3 separate regions of the Homo sapiens genome follow, and all the other regions are linked to region 3. Evidence: chromatin loops called from intact Hi-C (ENCODE). Cell type or tissue: Caco-2. All regions are shown on one strand.

Region 1 (5,000 bases), 150 kb before region 3:
TTTTCCCATGTTCATCTTGCTATCCAAAATAATCTTCCTGTGTGTAGATGCTTTGCATATCTCTGGAAGGATTTCTAAGATATTGGTGACGATAGTAACAATAATAATTGAAGGACTAGAGGACCTGGTCGGGGCAAGAAAGACTTATTCCGTACTGTGCTCAGTTTGAATCTTTACCTCATTATAAAATTAATGTGTTTTATTTTATTTTTGCCATCTTCATGCTGAATGACCAATAAAATTTAAAAATTTCTGACTGTGGAAATATAGTGATTTTCACCAAAAATGTATGTTTGCATGTGTGTGTATTGTTTCCTGCTTTTTGGTAATTTTTATCTTATCACAATTTTATTAAAGCAATTTAGAAAAACTTTAGCTTATGAAAAAGGAAAACACCATACTAAGAGTAAATTAACCACTTAAGTAACACTTTTAGTCTTCAGACTTTTCTCAGCATTCTTCTTTTTTATTTCTACAGTATCTTAACTCTTATTTTGTTAAAGGACCTAGGTCTTCATTATGTAATTTCCAGAAATTTTTTGAAATTTGAACTAAAACTTTTCTATAGAGTCTTTTATGAATATATATAATATAGATCTATGCACTGAATATGTTCCTAGTTATTTTTATTATTACATTCTGATAGTAACACATCCAGGTAAAAGTTTACGTAACAAGTCTAAACCAGTATTTCTAGAAATGTTTTTATAGAAATTTGTTTTTAAGAAATCAAGAATAACAATGTCTATTAATAAGCATTATGCAGGAATCCAGTTTCTTTGTATAGCATATACCTTTACCTTACCCTAATGGCCAGATAATTAAAATATTTTTCAGGAACAATTATTTCAAGTTGATTCATTTAAAATAAAAAAATTACTAAAGGCTGATGCTTGACTGGCCTATTTTGTTAATCAGAATGTACTTTATTTACTTCTTTTCTTTGGCCTATTGAATCCAAATCGTTACCATGGTCTGTGGATTCTTCTTCTACAATATCCTTTGGCTCTTTCCCTTCTTATTTATTCCCACAGCTATCACAATAGTTAAGTTCCTGTCACTTCATCCAGAGGACCAGTTGGTCTTCTGCCTCCAGATTTCTCTATTCCAATCCTTCCTACTCACTACTATTGAAAGAATCCCCCACTCCTTTTGCTAGAGCTGATAGTGGCTTCCTGTTGCCTGCATTTTAACTCTGAACTCCTAGTACTCAGAGCCCTTTTACCGACTCTTCTCTGACCCTCAACTCTCCAACTTCATCTGTTATTGTTCTTCAGTCAAGCTGATCTGCCAGGCTTCCCCGTAAGTCATGTTCTCATTCCTGTTCTTTTGCACATAGGCCTGCCTACCTAAAATGTCCAACTCTGTCCACCAGTTTCCACCAACTCTTCTTTAAAATCCAGCCAAAATGGTATTATTTCAGCAAGCCACTCTGACCTACTCTAGGCAACAACAGGTGCTCCCTGTCTCCTCTTGATATCCGGTTGTTACAAAATGTGCCTCCTTTTAGTGTTCCCGTTTCATGTGTGTGGGTTGGTTTGCTTCTTTTTCTTGTAAACTTTTCTCAAATAAATGTCTGATGAAGGAATAGATAATCAAATGAAAGAATGCACAAGGACATGAATGTCTAGACTCAAAGAGCTGTCATCTCTGGGTATGCAAAATTGCAGAAGGAAAAAATCAGTTTGAGTGAAATATTTGGTCTTTTTTCTATATGTTAAGCAGGCAGAGAATCCTGAGCTTTAAACTTGACTCTGAAACTCAGTGGTTCCTCCCCCTTGGACATCCCTGTCAAGATTCATGGAAATTTTAGTGACAGTGATAAATTAATTCACTGATTTTTCTCTAGTTTACAGCTACTAGTCCAGCAGAAGCCAGAGACTGGGTGGATCAAATAAGTTTCTTGTTAAAGGGTAAGTGTCATTGTTACAGAAATAATACTTGAGTTGATTTGCAGTTGAAGTTATGTTGCATAAATATAATCTACAGACTTCAGTATGTATTTTTTCTGCCCTTTCTCACCTCTACCTTTCCTACCACATTCCCCATATTACAACAACAAATAGTACTATGTGTGAATGAGAAGATAAAGACAGTATCAACCTTGGGAGGACCTCTGGTATCATAGCTCATCCACCTACCTACAGGCAAGTCTGTAATATTCAAAATCACTAGAAAAGGAGATTCTAAAAATCAGCTCAGCCCAATTCGGTGTCTCCTAACCCCTTATATTCTGGAAAGGAAATTCATAATATCCAACTTAAAGTCATCTAGTTGCAATTGAGGTTCAAAATCTCCTTATTTTAGTCTTAGGAGGAAGTAGAAATCTAAACCAATCTAGATGGTCTTCAGGGACATTGGACATTAAAAACAAACTGTTATTTCCCAAGCCACAATAAGATGTTCCTTGCTTTGGGATGGGAAGAGTCCTGCCTGAAGATGGTAAATGACTGCTCTTAGAGTACCCTCTGCTGGCCAGCCTGTAGGCAAAGCAGAAACAATGGCCAGGGAAGCCTTATCTGGGAGTGGTCTGTCAGGTAGAATAAGCCAACCTTGAGTTAGTCACTCGGTATTATATAATTGTCACCTACCATCATGGCAGGACCCTACCTCTGTTCTGCAGAAAGGCAGAAACACCAACTTTATACATGGCCCAAGACCTAGAAAGACACACGTCAAGCTAAAAACGCAAAGCCTTTTCATCTCAGATTTTTATTCTGCTATAAGATTTTATTGTGGATAAAAAGAAGGAAGCACCAGTGCTTTAATTACAAGAATTGCCTGTTTTACTCAGTTATGCCTTTGCTATCACAAAAGCAAACTATTGCATCTACCAACAGCGTCACGTATAATAGACTGGAACTAGGCAAACATGAACATTGATGGCGAGACTACAGGGTACACTCTCATCTAGGTGCCTTGGATTTATGCGTGTAATATACCCCTAAGTGTGTAAACCTCAATAAAACTCAAAGCAGCTTTATTGAGCTGTACCCTGTGGTACTTTCAGAATCCCACATTGAAGAAATTATTCATTCCATTTTATTTTAAAACAAAATAATAACATATGGTTTAAGCCACAAATGTGTTTTTGATCTTTTCCTCGTATGTGGTGGCACCAAAATTCAGATGAAAATTGTTGCAAAATCTTTATTAAAAGGCTAATCAAGCCAAACAATTTTATTGCATTTTGAAATGAAAGTTGGACGTCTCTCCATCCTTTCCTTCCCCAGAGTATGCTGACTGCACTCACCCATCCTGCAGAGGGCCCTCAGCAGGGTTTCAGAGAGCACTCTGTAGTACACATCAGAGAATGAACATTCTCAGTTCCCCATTAAAATAAAAAACCAATCTCCCTCCCCTGCCCTGGTGCTCCCCAGTGCTGTAATGGCTCAACACCTTCTATGCAGTGACCCACTTTAAGGTCAGCTAGACTGTGCAGTTGCAAAAGGACATGGTAACTGCATTGTTCAGCCATTCCATTTGGTCTTGTATTACTGTTATATTTTTCCATACCCCGTTTCTTTTTATCTTCCACTGTTGCCCATTTTTTTCTCTGCGAACAAACTTGTCTGAAATTCTGCAGTGAAATCACTGGGGAGATAAGCTTCTGACAGCTCCAGCACCCTACAGAGGCCACCTTAGCTCCCACGGCCTGAGTACCCTGGAGGACTGCAAGCCTTCACTCACCCTTCCAGTTTTCTACGTGATAAGCTGTGTACAGCACACTGGCTTTTCCTCTTCTGGCCTATTTTCTTCCCTTTGCCTCATGTTCTCATTCACACACCCATACTTTTCAGGCTGCTTCACTCTGATCAAGTTTTATTGCAAGGAAGGATTTATGTTGATGGTTTAAACCTGATGCAGTGCTATTCTGGCCTTTTCTGTAGATTTCCTGCCACCAAAGCCCACATTAGAAATAATAGCATTTAACCTAATGTTTCATTTTCATTTGACATATTTTACTCTCATCCCTCCTCCTCCTTCTCCCTCTTTCCTTTCCTGTCTTATTTTCTTTTTCTCTGTTTCTTGATTCATTCTCATCTTTGCCTTGTTAGATCTGAGCTCCTTAACCATTCCATATGAAGAGGATGAGGAGGAAGAAGAAAAAGAAGAGACATATGATGATATTGATGGTTTTGACTCCCCAAGTTGTGGTTCCCAGTGCAGACCCACTATCTTGCCTGGGAGTGTGGGGATAAAAGAGCCTACAGAGGAGAAAGAAGAAGAAGATATTTATGAAGTCTTGCCAGGTGAGAAATTTTGTCCTCTGATTATCTTATGCTAGTTTCAGAAATTCATGACCTGGTGGAAGAATAATAACTTTGAAAATTCCAAAGGAAGCCAAATCTAACCCTCATCCTCTGAAGGAGATAATGTGGGACGCTTTATGAGATTGTAGGGAAGTGGGTAATGAGGCTCTGCCTTGCTCTGGGAGCAAGAAGAATTTGATTAATGAGTGTCTTCTATCCATGCCATGTGAAGTAACTTTTTACATGTGTCCACCAGGTTAAAGAGTCAACAATACTTACGTTGGTTTTTATTGGTTTATTGTGAGTTTTGGAATGAGTCATCAAAATTCTCTAGTTTCAACTTTTTGGTGTGTAGTTGTGAGAATAATGGAAAATCGCTTCAAAATTATGAAGGATTTCAAAACTCTGAAATATGCAAATGCTGACCAACCTTTCTAGTAATACCTTGATAGACCAAACCTTGATAGTAAACCTTGATAGAGAACAACTCATTATTACCTAGTTCAGATATACCATGAATCAAATCACATCTCTTAAAAATAACCCTAACATGTTTTATCTGCTCATCATTACAGCAGGTCTACTCAATATATTTCCTTTCTTCCAAAGGCATGAAAACTAGCATCTCAAAAAATGTATAGTCATCACTGCTTCTGCATAGCCATGTCTGGTGGGGATAACAGCAGCTGGTGAATGGTGCAAAGCTCAGTGGGGGTCAGACAGTGGAGAACCAAAGCCTGAGCCTTT
Region 2 (5,000 bases), 430 kb before region 3:
TACCCTTTGCACCCTTGGTGATAACCTTTCCTTCTTCTACCTCAGTGTGCTCATTCTCCCTCTTCTCCCTCCCCAATATCTGTTATCAGGAACTCCTTAGGTCCTACTGAAAGTATAGTCCCCAGACCAGCAGTAGCTGGTCTCAGGTGCATCACCTGAGAGCCTGTTAGAAATGCAAATTTTGGGGTGCATTCCCCAGACTTGCTGAATCAGAATCTCTGGGTTTGAGGTGGGGAACAGTTGTCTCAGGAAATTGTGTTTTCATAAGCTCTTCAGATGAGAAGTTAAGCACATACACAGAAGTTTGAGAACTAGGGCAATTCTGACTCAGTAGGTCTGGGTGAAAGCCATGACCTGCGTTTCTAACAAGCTTGCAGATGATACTGATGCTGCTGTCTGTGGACCACACTTTGAGTAGCGCTGCTTTAGAACTCAATTACATACACATGAAATGATGGCCAACAGTTAAAAGCCTTACTGGTCCTAAGTGGATAGGATCAAAGTCTTAGTGAATAAAATGAGCCACTAATGGTGGAATTTTACGCAACAGCCACCAGGTTTTTTTTAAAGTATGTTTTGAGCCGGGCATGGTGGTTCACACCTGTAATCCCAGAACTTTGGGAGGTCGAGGCAGGCGGATCACTAAAGGCCAGGAGTTTGAGACCAGCCTGGCCAACATGGCGAAACCCCATCTCTACTAAAAATACAAAAATTAACTGGGTGTGGTAGAGTGTGCCTGTAATCCCTGCTACTCAGGAGGCTGAGGCAGAAGAATTGCTTGAAGCCAGAGGTGGAGGTTGCAGTGAGCCGAGATTGCGTCACTGTACTCCAGCCTGGGCAACAGAGCAAAACCCTGTCTCAAAAAAAAAAAAAAAAAAAAAGGAAATGTATATTTTGGTCAGAGGGTGGGCCTGGAGCCTCTGAAGCCACACTGTGTGTGATTACCTTCCATCCCACATACAGAATCCATCCTGTCAATGGATGATTAAAGAATGAATGTAGCACGGGGGGAAAGCACTGGGCTGGGAGTGAGGAAATCTGGGTTCCAGTTCTTGCGCTGTCACTGAGATTGTGCACGTGGTTGGGTCCCTTACCTCTCTCATACTCATCTATATAACTGAAAAAATGAACTGATGAGAGATACACAATCTCCAGCATCCCTGCCCCACTGTGCCCACTTTTTCGCCTTGGTTTTTCAAAAATGTTTGTGGGTAAATAGTAGGTGTATACACTTATGAGGCACATGAGATATTTTGGTACAGGCATGCAATGTGTAAGAATTATATCATGGAAAATGGGTATCCATCCCCTCAAGCATTTATCCTTTGTGTTACAAACAATACAATTATACTCTTAGTTGTTTCAAAATGTACAATTAAAGTATTATTGACCATAGTCCCCCTGTTGTACTATCAAATATTAGGTCCTATTCGTTTTTTCTATTTTTTTTTTTTTTGTGCCCATTAACCACCCTACCTCCCCCTCAGGCCCCCCACTACCCAGCCTCTGGTAACCATCCTTCCACTATCTCCAGGAGTTCAATTGTTTTCTTAGATCCCACAAATAAGTGAGAATATGCGATGTTTGTCATTTTCCATCTCTTTAAAAATTATACAAGGTTATGATTACCTTAGCAAAGATTTCCTTTCCAGACGAGTAAGCGAGTCTCAAAAAATGGTAAACCAAAGCTGCAGAATTGAGGGCCCATAGAGTTGAATGCTGTGAACCATGAGTAGAGTTGCGCCCGACTCTAACCATCCCACCACACCCGCCTTAGTGCCTACTCAGGGTCGGGGTCTCCACTTCCCACTTCCTAACTGGGTGACTTGGGGCAAATTACTCTCTCTCCTGGAACTGTGGTTTTCTATTCCATAAAATGAAGATGAAAATAACACCTACCTAATAGGGTTGTTGTGAGGTTTAAAATCATTAATACATGTCAAGTGCTCAGGACAGTGTCTGGCACGAGAAGAGCATTCGATAAATGTCAGGGACTATTATTACTCCAGGAGGAGGAGGGGCCGCCCTCATCAGCCCCCGCCACAGACTGTTGAAATCTCAAGCCCAAGCTGCAGGTCTTCCTCTGTCCTGTAGGTGGCGCCTCCCCGCGTTGAGCGTGCCACCTGCGTCCTGGAGCGCTTCGAGAAAGCGGAAAGAAGTAAGTTTTCACATCTCTGCTCAGTTCAGGATTGCTAGAGAGGAATCTTCTGCAGTCACCTGAAGCCTGTGCCCAGGACAACCAGGTTTTGGGATCCGATTTCCTTCCTGGAGTGGCTTTAAATCCATTTCTCGCTGCACCCCACCCCCATCACCTGGGCGCCTCCCCTGCACCTGCAACCCAGAAAGACTCCTCCGAGGATTGCACTCCCAGCACCTGAGGTAGGCAGTTGAGTGGGAGTTTCTTTGCTGCTCGGTTAAAATGACAAGTTGGTACACGAGTGCTTAATGAAAGATGCTGGAAACCTCCTTGGAGATCAGAAAAATCGCCTCTCCGAGCTGACAGCCAGGCCATCTGCATTCCCGCATTCCTATTAATTCCTTAACAATAAACGACAGGAGCGCCTAGAGGGTTAACAGCTTAATTTAATCTCTGAGATTCCTTCCTGGAGCATTGAGAATTAGAAAGGCATTTACACAACGTAATCTGCACACCTGATTTTTCCTCACTTGATGTGTCTGGGACTAGTCACACCCATTTCTGACACATCTCCAGACAGAGGCTCTGCCTCTCTGGCTGATGACTGCATAGTCGCCACAGGTTGCTGTGGACTCTGAACCACGTGACTGGACTCTTAGTGTCACAAGATCTGGCTTCTTAGCAGCTGCCCCCATAGTTGCTTTACATTATGTTCCCAGGGCCTTTCAGGGACAGGAAGGTCCCCAAATAGAGATAGAAAGGTGGTGCCCAGTTGGGAGTGAATTTCCTTCCCTTGTGGGAAGCAAGGCAAAAATGGGAAGAGGTACGTGGTAGCAGCAACCAGCTTGGAGAGCTGTGAGGTCAGATTTTGAGAGTCCCTGGCAGATTGAGAACTATGCTTTGGAAATGCTTGACTCTAATGCCAGTCCTCTCATTTTATGGGTAAGGAAACTGAGACTTGGAAATGTCTAATAAATTTGTTTAGGCCCTATGTCCAGGTAATGTCAAAGCCCCAAAGTAGAATTCAGGTCTTTTTACTCCTGGACAAATATTTGTTTCACGATAAGGTTGGCAAATAGATTTCATCTTGCATGGTAACTCCCATCATAGGCTGGTAGGGGCTGCCCAGGGCCCTATGGGCTTCTCAGGGTATGTCCAGGCATAGCAGGAAAAGCCTCAGTGACCATTTGAAGATGTCTTCCAGGAACAGGGAAGGAGCAAAGGTGCCAGATATTTGCTATCCCTGCATTTTTCATGCTGTTTCCTTCAGGTTAAAGCATTTAAAGGCTCTATTAAAATGGAAATGTTAGCTGGGAGGGGTAATGCATTAAGCCATTATCTGTCATTAACACCTTGGGTAAAATACATTGAAGATTAGTTTGCTAGTTGCCCAGCAGGTCCCTGGAGGAATGACAGTTTTGACCCAGATAGGGGCCAGGGAAATGACACACAGCCCTGCCCATAGGGGTGCAATATTTGGAGGCCCACTGCAGATAGGAGTTAGGTTGAACACACTGGATATCTAGTGGAAAGAACTCTGAGGGACCAAGTTAGGGAAAGAAGTGACCCTGAAGACATTTTTGCACAATTCTCTCTTGGTTTACCTTGTATAACACAGTTTCTACCAGTCACATTGCTTGATCCTTCGTCTCTCCACCTGTAAAATAAAATTAAAATTTTAAATACCAATGCTTGGCTCCTACCCCAAGCCAATTAAATCAGAATGTCCAGGAATGGGACCCTGCTCTCCCTTTCCCCCAACACTTCTCTATAGAACATTCTGGTCTTGGTATTAGTCATCGTACTGAAACAGGAAATTTTCCTTGACCCCTTCATGGACCTTGCAACAGGGGTGCCTCAGTTACTTAGCCCCCAGCTCTCAATCCCTCACAGGAGGGGGAGCACACAAGTGAGCAGGTGCAGGAGCCAGAGTGACTGCTTTTGGGTGCTGGCAGGAGCAAAACTGTGCAGCCCTGCAGCAGCATCTGTGGGGGTACCCGCAACCTCTGAAGACCCAGAGGGCATGTGTTACAGTGTGCTCTTTTAGCTTTTCTGTCCATGAATGGCTTAAGTGTTAACAGCTCAGTGGAGGGTCAGTGTGACAACCTTTTGCACCCATACCTGAGTCCTTGCAACCAAGGTTGCATGAAAAAATTGAAGGGTGATGAATGCGGAGAATTTTATTACTGATGAAAGTGGCTCCCAGCAGGATGGGGAGCTGGAAGGGGGATGGAGTGGGAAGGTGATCTTCCCATGGAGTCCAGCAGTCCCCTGCTGTACACTTCTCCTAAGTCCCACCATCAAGCCATTCCTCTGAAGTCAAGCTGTTTCTTTCCAATGTCTGGCTACTTCTTCTCTTCTCTCCTTCTTTGCCATCTGCCAGTTGGGCCAGGGGATTTAATGGGTACAGGATGAGGGGTGAGACAGGTCATGGTGATTTTGGAAAAGGCAACATTTGAGCAAGAAAATAGGAATGCATGCTCTCACTTTGGACCGCGGTTCTAGGCTTGAGGGTGGGGCTTCGCCAGGGACCCTGCCCTTTTCTGCCGAGAATTTCCCTGCTTCCTGCCCCTACCAATACCATCCTGTCCTTATCCACACACTAACATATTTTATGTACTTACAATGATATAGATTCTGTATCATTTTATATTTTGAATGTGTCAAAATGCAGAAGCAGGTAACAAAAAACTAAAAGTGTCAATAAAAGTTCTTACTCTCTCACAAAATAAGAAATGTAGAGGTCTTATTTTGGTTCATCAGCTGAAAAATGCTATGACTGACCAGGCTTCCTTCATCCTTTTGCTTTTCTACCTTCAGTGTTGGCTCTTGGTCTCTAGGCTTGCATGGTTGCCATGGTTGA
Region 3 (5,000 bases):
GGAGTTTCATTTCTTTTATGCAGGGCATGACCCCATGCCATAAAATAACAGTGCAACAAGATAAGAACCCCCAGGGCCTCTCTTCCTAACTCTTTTCACAGGGAATCCAATCCTATACCCAGAAAGTGAAGTGAACTTTCAAGAGCTCTGAGTTTTGAGAGTCCCTGCTTTTGACAACCTGATCATCCTAGACCAGACTGTTCTTATCCAGTTTCAAAGATTTTGCCCAGGGATGACAAAGCATGTGGACCACTGGGTTGAAGCATCAAAGAATCAGAGCTGAGGGCTCTCCATGCTGAGGGAGAGTTCTGACTTGAGGGCTATCAGTGGGAAGGGACCTGGAAGGTGGAGATGTTGCAGGATGCCTTCGGAGAGGGAAGAGGCTTGGCAAGGAGAAGGGGCGGAGGGGAGGATTGTGCCACTGATTTGCCTCCTGGTTTTTCCTCTCATCTTGTAGTGTGATTCTGGAGAGTGACCCCCAGCAAGTGATCCAGAAGGTGAATTTTAGGGTAAGAGTCTTCCTGGACACCTCCTCTTTTAGGCTGCCCTTCCTGTCCTCCCTGGGAATAGGGCTGCTAGGGCCTAGATGGTAGAAGCCCAAGCTCCTCTAGCAGAAGCCAACCACTGGGCTGACACACTTGTTAGGGGTGAGATGAGCAGCAGTTTCTGGGTGGGATGCCAGTTAATGGAAGAAATCTTCCTGTCCTCTCCCCGGCTAGGAGCACAAGTACCTCACCTCTTTCCTGGTAGGAAGTATAGACTGGGGAAATAAATACATCTTCAAAGAGGCACTAGGTGGCTGCCTTGGCCTTGAGGTTGGGGGTCAGGGGTATGGATAGAACCTCCCTGCCTTGTTTGGCTTTCTCATGTCTGGATGAAACCTTTCTTCCCATCTTTCTTCCCATCTTCCCTCACCCTCCACGCACCATAGCACAATCCCAGAGGTCCTGGCTTCCAAATGACAGGCTGCAGGACTTCTATTAACCAGTGACACAGGTGCAGCTCTGAATCACCCTAACCACTGCACCACCTCACCCATACCCCCAAGCCCCTTTCCTTCACCTCCCTGACCCAGGACCCTCATGCTGGCCCTACCCCACCCCTTGACTCTGCTTCCTTACAGGCAGATGATGGCGGCTTGACTGAACAGAGTGTGGCCCAGGTAGGCCCCCCTGCATCTGCCTTGGCTAGAAATGGTCTAGAGAGATACGGGGAGCAGAGCATCCTAGAGCATCCTAGGGGGACCCAGTGAAGTTATCAAGTCTGAAAAATCAGGGGTGAGAAGGGAAGGGATGAGGCAGTGACAGGTCATATCTTGGAAAGACTCACTGGAGGCCTCCGGGCTCTCCAACTCAGGGGAGCTGGGTACTAATGGATGGATGGGCATGTTACCATCAGCCCACCTCATCTCCTGGCTTGGTTTAGTTGGATTGAAACTAGGATGAGCTGCCTACCTTGGAGATGGCTGGGTCACTTGTGCACCCCAAAAATCTGGGAACTCAGGCCTCTGATGCGCCCTCTACCGAAACCTGGAAAGGGTACCAAATAGGAGTTTGGCTCTTAACCCCTGTCCTTGCCACTTAGGGTGCACACTGGGATTGTTAAGGGACTCTCAAACCCATGATAGGATCTGACTTTCCCCACTCATCACTTGTCACCTTACCCCTGAGTGACCTGGCTATGGAAGAACCTGCCACAACCCTGCATGGTCTTATCTGGAGGTGCTTGCAGAGCGTAAGGCCAGGGGGAGGTTCCTGGCTCTGAAGCCTGATCAGTTCCCCAGCTGCACAAACTTCCTGCTAGTTCAGGACGACTGTCTTGACCTCTCTTCTGTCCACCTGCAGGTCTCTCTGCTCAGACTAATCCTGCTTGTATGGAACTTCCCGCCCTGGCGCTAACTCCTCGTGCTGTGGTGGCCCTACCGAGATGAGCCTGTGCTGTCTCGTGTGGAGTCCCAGGTGTGGCGCCCATTTTCCTGCACTGCCCTTAGCGCTCACTCTGCTTCGCCCTCCCCTCTGATTCCCCATGTTTCCTCATACCATGCTGGAATGAATGCAGCTGCAAGGCAATTTTTAGAGTGGAAAGAGGGTAGGGAGTAATAAGCAGAGCAGATAAGAACACAGGTGCTCATGGGAGTCATCCCAGGGTACGTGTTCTACCTTACCACCTAAAGCTGGGTGACCTAGGGCAAGTTACTCAACCTCTCTGGGCCTCACATAATAACAGGACCCTCTTCATGGAGTTATGAGAATTCAATGAGCCAATGCGTGACAAGCTCTTAGTAGGGCTCCAAGCCAGTTAACACATGCTGAATAACCATCAGTATTTCTCCAAAGGGAGAAAGAATGAAAACATAGCATTTTTGATGGAATTCTTGAGTAAAAACAAAGGAAGCTACAGGTAGCCAATGGGGGATAAAATGAGGACAAAGTTAGATTCTGGCTAGGAGAATCAGGGGAACCCTAAGCCACTGTCCCCAAGAGAGGAGGGAGACTGTGCAGGAGGAGGAGACACAGCGTTCCCTCCTTCTCTAGAGGGGAATAAGGCTGAGTGGCTGGAGGGACAATCTGAGGGACACACCTGAGTCCTGTCCCCCTCTCCTGCTTTGGTATTGTGCATGCACGTGTGCACTTATATGGATTTGTGTAAGCACTGGGCTGAGACTTTCCACCAGGCATCCCACCGCAGGGTCTGGCTGGCCACCCTTTGCCAGCTATGCCACATCAGCAGTGGGTTGCGGTGGGGTGTTGAGGACACATTGCCAGCCATGGCCAGAGCTAGGGGTTTGCTGAGGCGTCTGAGCACAGGGAGTGTCAGGCCTGGGCCCCGTCTCCGCCTGGACGTGGCACTGTGGGCGGGAACTCTCATGGCATGACAGCGGGGAGACAGGCTGCTGCCACACCCACGCTGCAGATGCAGGAGCCAGAGGTCTGGGCAGGCTTGGGCCTGAGGTGGGAGCTGGCTGCAGCCGGTTTGGTCTGCGCTTTCTGACTTGGAGGGTTGGCCGCGTTTAAGCCAAGTGGAGACAAGCTGCTGCCACCTAGTGACCGGTGGTTGCAGGGGCGCTTCGGCAAGGTGGGCTGTGGACCTCCCCATGACTGTGTATGGAGGCATTTGACATTCTCAATTCTCTCTCAACCTCCCCCACCCCACCCCAGGTTCTTCAGTCTGCCAAGGAACAAATTAAATGGTCGTTATTGAAATGAAGGCTGTGGATTCAAGGCTCCCTGCCCCCCAGATCATTTCCCCAATCCTGGCAAAAGCCCAAAGATCCCAGGGTCAGGAGAGACCCCTCTGTATCCCCAGGTCCCTCCCAGAACTGACTCCTAAGGTCTCCAGCCAGGGCTTCTGAGATGCAAAGGTTTGGCCTCAGGAGAGTCACCTTTTCTCACGGCCCTGGCCTTAACTCATATCTTAGGCATTCCTGGCCCCAGGGCCCTAATAAACCTGCTTTTGTCTTCTGCCAAGGGTCTCCTTCTCTCTTGGCCTAGGAAGTGTGTGTGTGTGTGTGTGTTCATATAAGGGCTCCTGCACTTTCTGTGGCTCATCGTGGGGATATCCAGTACCAGGGTGGGGCGTGTCCCTGTGGTTGTGTGATTGGGCAGAGATGTGGGACAAGGGAAAGGGGACTATTTAACACCATGAGGGGGTGCGACGCTGATACCACGGAGCCCCATGTGTGGCGCATACTGCCAGGTAGGGGAGAGCAAAATATGGTACCCCTATTTTGCAATGCAGTACATACATGGTAGCTCCGCTGGGGATTCCTTGAGTCATTTTTTCCATTCCCAAACTCCAGAAGGGAAGAGAGGTAAGGCTTCCTCTGAACAAACCGAGAAACAGCATGGCTATTTTTCTTGGCATGCCTGGAACCGTGGAATTCCTATCCTGGCATACATCCTGGGCACTACAGCTCTCTGCAAGCTTGCGGGTGGTGGGGGCGAGGAAGCATCGCCAGCCCCCACCGTGCACATGTGTCCTGAGCACCCTGTGCGCTGCAGAGGGTGTGAAGAATTGCAGGTCCGGAGGGACAGGAGGGTGAAAGGGTGTCGCAGGGACAAACGGGAAGGGTGGAGATTGTATAGCCTTTCTGGGCGACACGACTTCCCTTCTCTGTCGCCGTCCCAGAACCTGTTTTCTCCTTTCCACTCTCTGACGCGTACACTTTCTGCGTCCCTGTAAATGCGTCCCTGAGCTTGTCTAGCGTTGCGTCCCGGGACAGCTCGTTTCCCTCGATCCTTTGCGGACTGCAGCTGGTGGCTCACGTTCCACCCCGGCTCCACCCCGGCCCCGCCCCTGGAGTGCGCTGAGCACTGCGGGAAGCCCCGCCCCAGGAAAGCCCCGCCCCAGGAAAGCATCCGCGATCCTATGGTGCCACCTGCAGGGACCGGCAGGAAACGCGCTCCCGCCGGACCGACCTGCTGACTAACTCCGCCCCCAGGGCGGACCCGACTCCGGCTCCTGAGAGTTACTGGTTGGTTTCCGACGCCGGCGACAGGACGTTGCCCTAGCAACCTGCACGCGTGACCCACCCTGCTAGTGCTGCGCCAGCGTGGGCACAGGAATTTCAGCGAAGGAGGGAAAGTGGCGAGCCGTGGACCTTAATAGAAGTTGTCCCTGCGGCTTTCAAGTCCTACATTATAAAACTGTTTAAGATTGGACATTTATAACGGGCTTGACTACTTCTGCAATTAGAGAAAATGATATAGTTATGTAAACATTTACATTGTAAGCGCTGAGTACGTAACCCGTCCCAGTAAATAATGCAAAATGGCAACTCTTGGAAGGGGAGAAAAAAAAAGAGTATTCGGTTAAATTCCGTGGAGTTCAGGGGCTAGTATGGCGACAAGAAAGGAGACATTTTCCAGAAATATTTTGGCAAATATGCGGCCACACCCAGGGCTTGGCTTCCTCCACCACCCTTAAGCGACCGCAAGGAGGGACGGGCAAATGCGCTTCTTAGCAACGCGGTCGCGCCCGCCTCGGCCCTGCTATTCCAA

What was found. A loop is a pair of places that touch in the nucleus more often than their neighbours do. Peaks named below come from ENCODE experiments on the same cell type or tissue, not always from the same donor. Only the 100,000 strongest peaks of a DNase experiment are listed, where the experiment ranks them.
Region 1: it touches region 3 in a loop (9-fold over the local background); 3 of 110 quality-filtered maps call a loop at or near these places.
Region 2: it touches region 3 in a loop (5-fold over the local background); 7 of 110 quality-filtered maps call a loop at or near these places.

Annotation. Positions count from the first base shown.
Region 1 is chr17:48,179,307-48,184,306 of GRCh38, reverse strand. It overlaps SKAP1 (src kinase associated phosphoprotein 1), which reads left to right. Exons shown (of 13, transcript NM_003726.4): 8 at 1,850-1,913; 9 at 4,059-4,253. Among named protein-coding and RNA genes, the nearest start is that of MIR1203, 25 kb to the right of the region's middle. In Caco-2, a CTCF peak has its summit at 2,477 (motif pointing left); a DNase peak (open chromatin) is centred at 2,466.
Region 2 is chr17:48,454,532-48,459,531 of GRCh38, reverse strand. LOC101927166 (a long non-coding RNA gene) reads right to left here. Exons shown (of 6, transcript NR_110804.1): 4 at 4,259-4,513; 5 at 3,742-3,794. Among named protein-coding and RNA genes, the nearest start is that of SKAP1, 27 kb to the right of the region's middle. In Caco-2, CTCF peaks have their summits at 2,096 (motif pointing right), 3,287 and 3,498; DNase peaks (open chromatin) are centred at 2,081 and 2,751; H3K4me3 peaks cover 231 bases; H3K27me3 peaks cover 95 bases.
Region 3 is chr17:48,024,634-48,029,633 of GRCh38, reverse strand. It overlaps COPZ2 (coat protein complex I subunit zeta 2), which reads left to right. Exons shown (of 9, transcript NM_016429.4): 7 at 458-509; 8 at 1,124-1,162; 9 at 3,159-3,467. The coding sequence ends at 3,206. Among named protein-coding and RNA genes, the nearest start is that of MIR10226, 5.7 kb to the left of the region's middle. RefSeq lists a silencer at 1,641-1,907 and enhancers at 2,291-2,847, 2,848-3,406. In Caco-2, CTCF peaks have their summits at 3,062 (motif pointing left) and 4,384 (motif pointing left); DNase peaks (open chromatin) are centred at 2,983, 3,453, 4,333, 4,953 and 1 weaker place; H3K4me3 peaks cover 1,334 bases.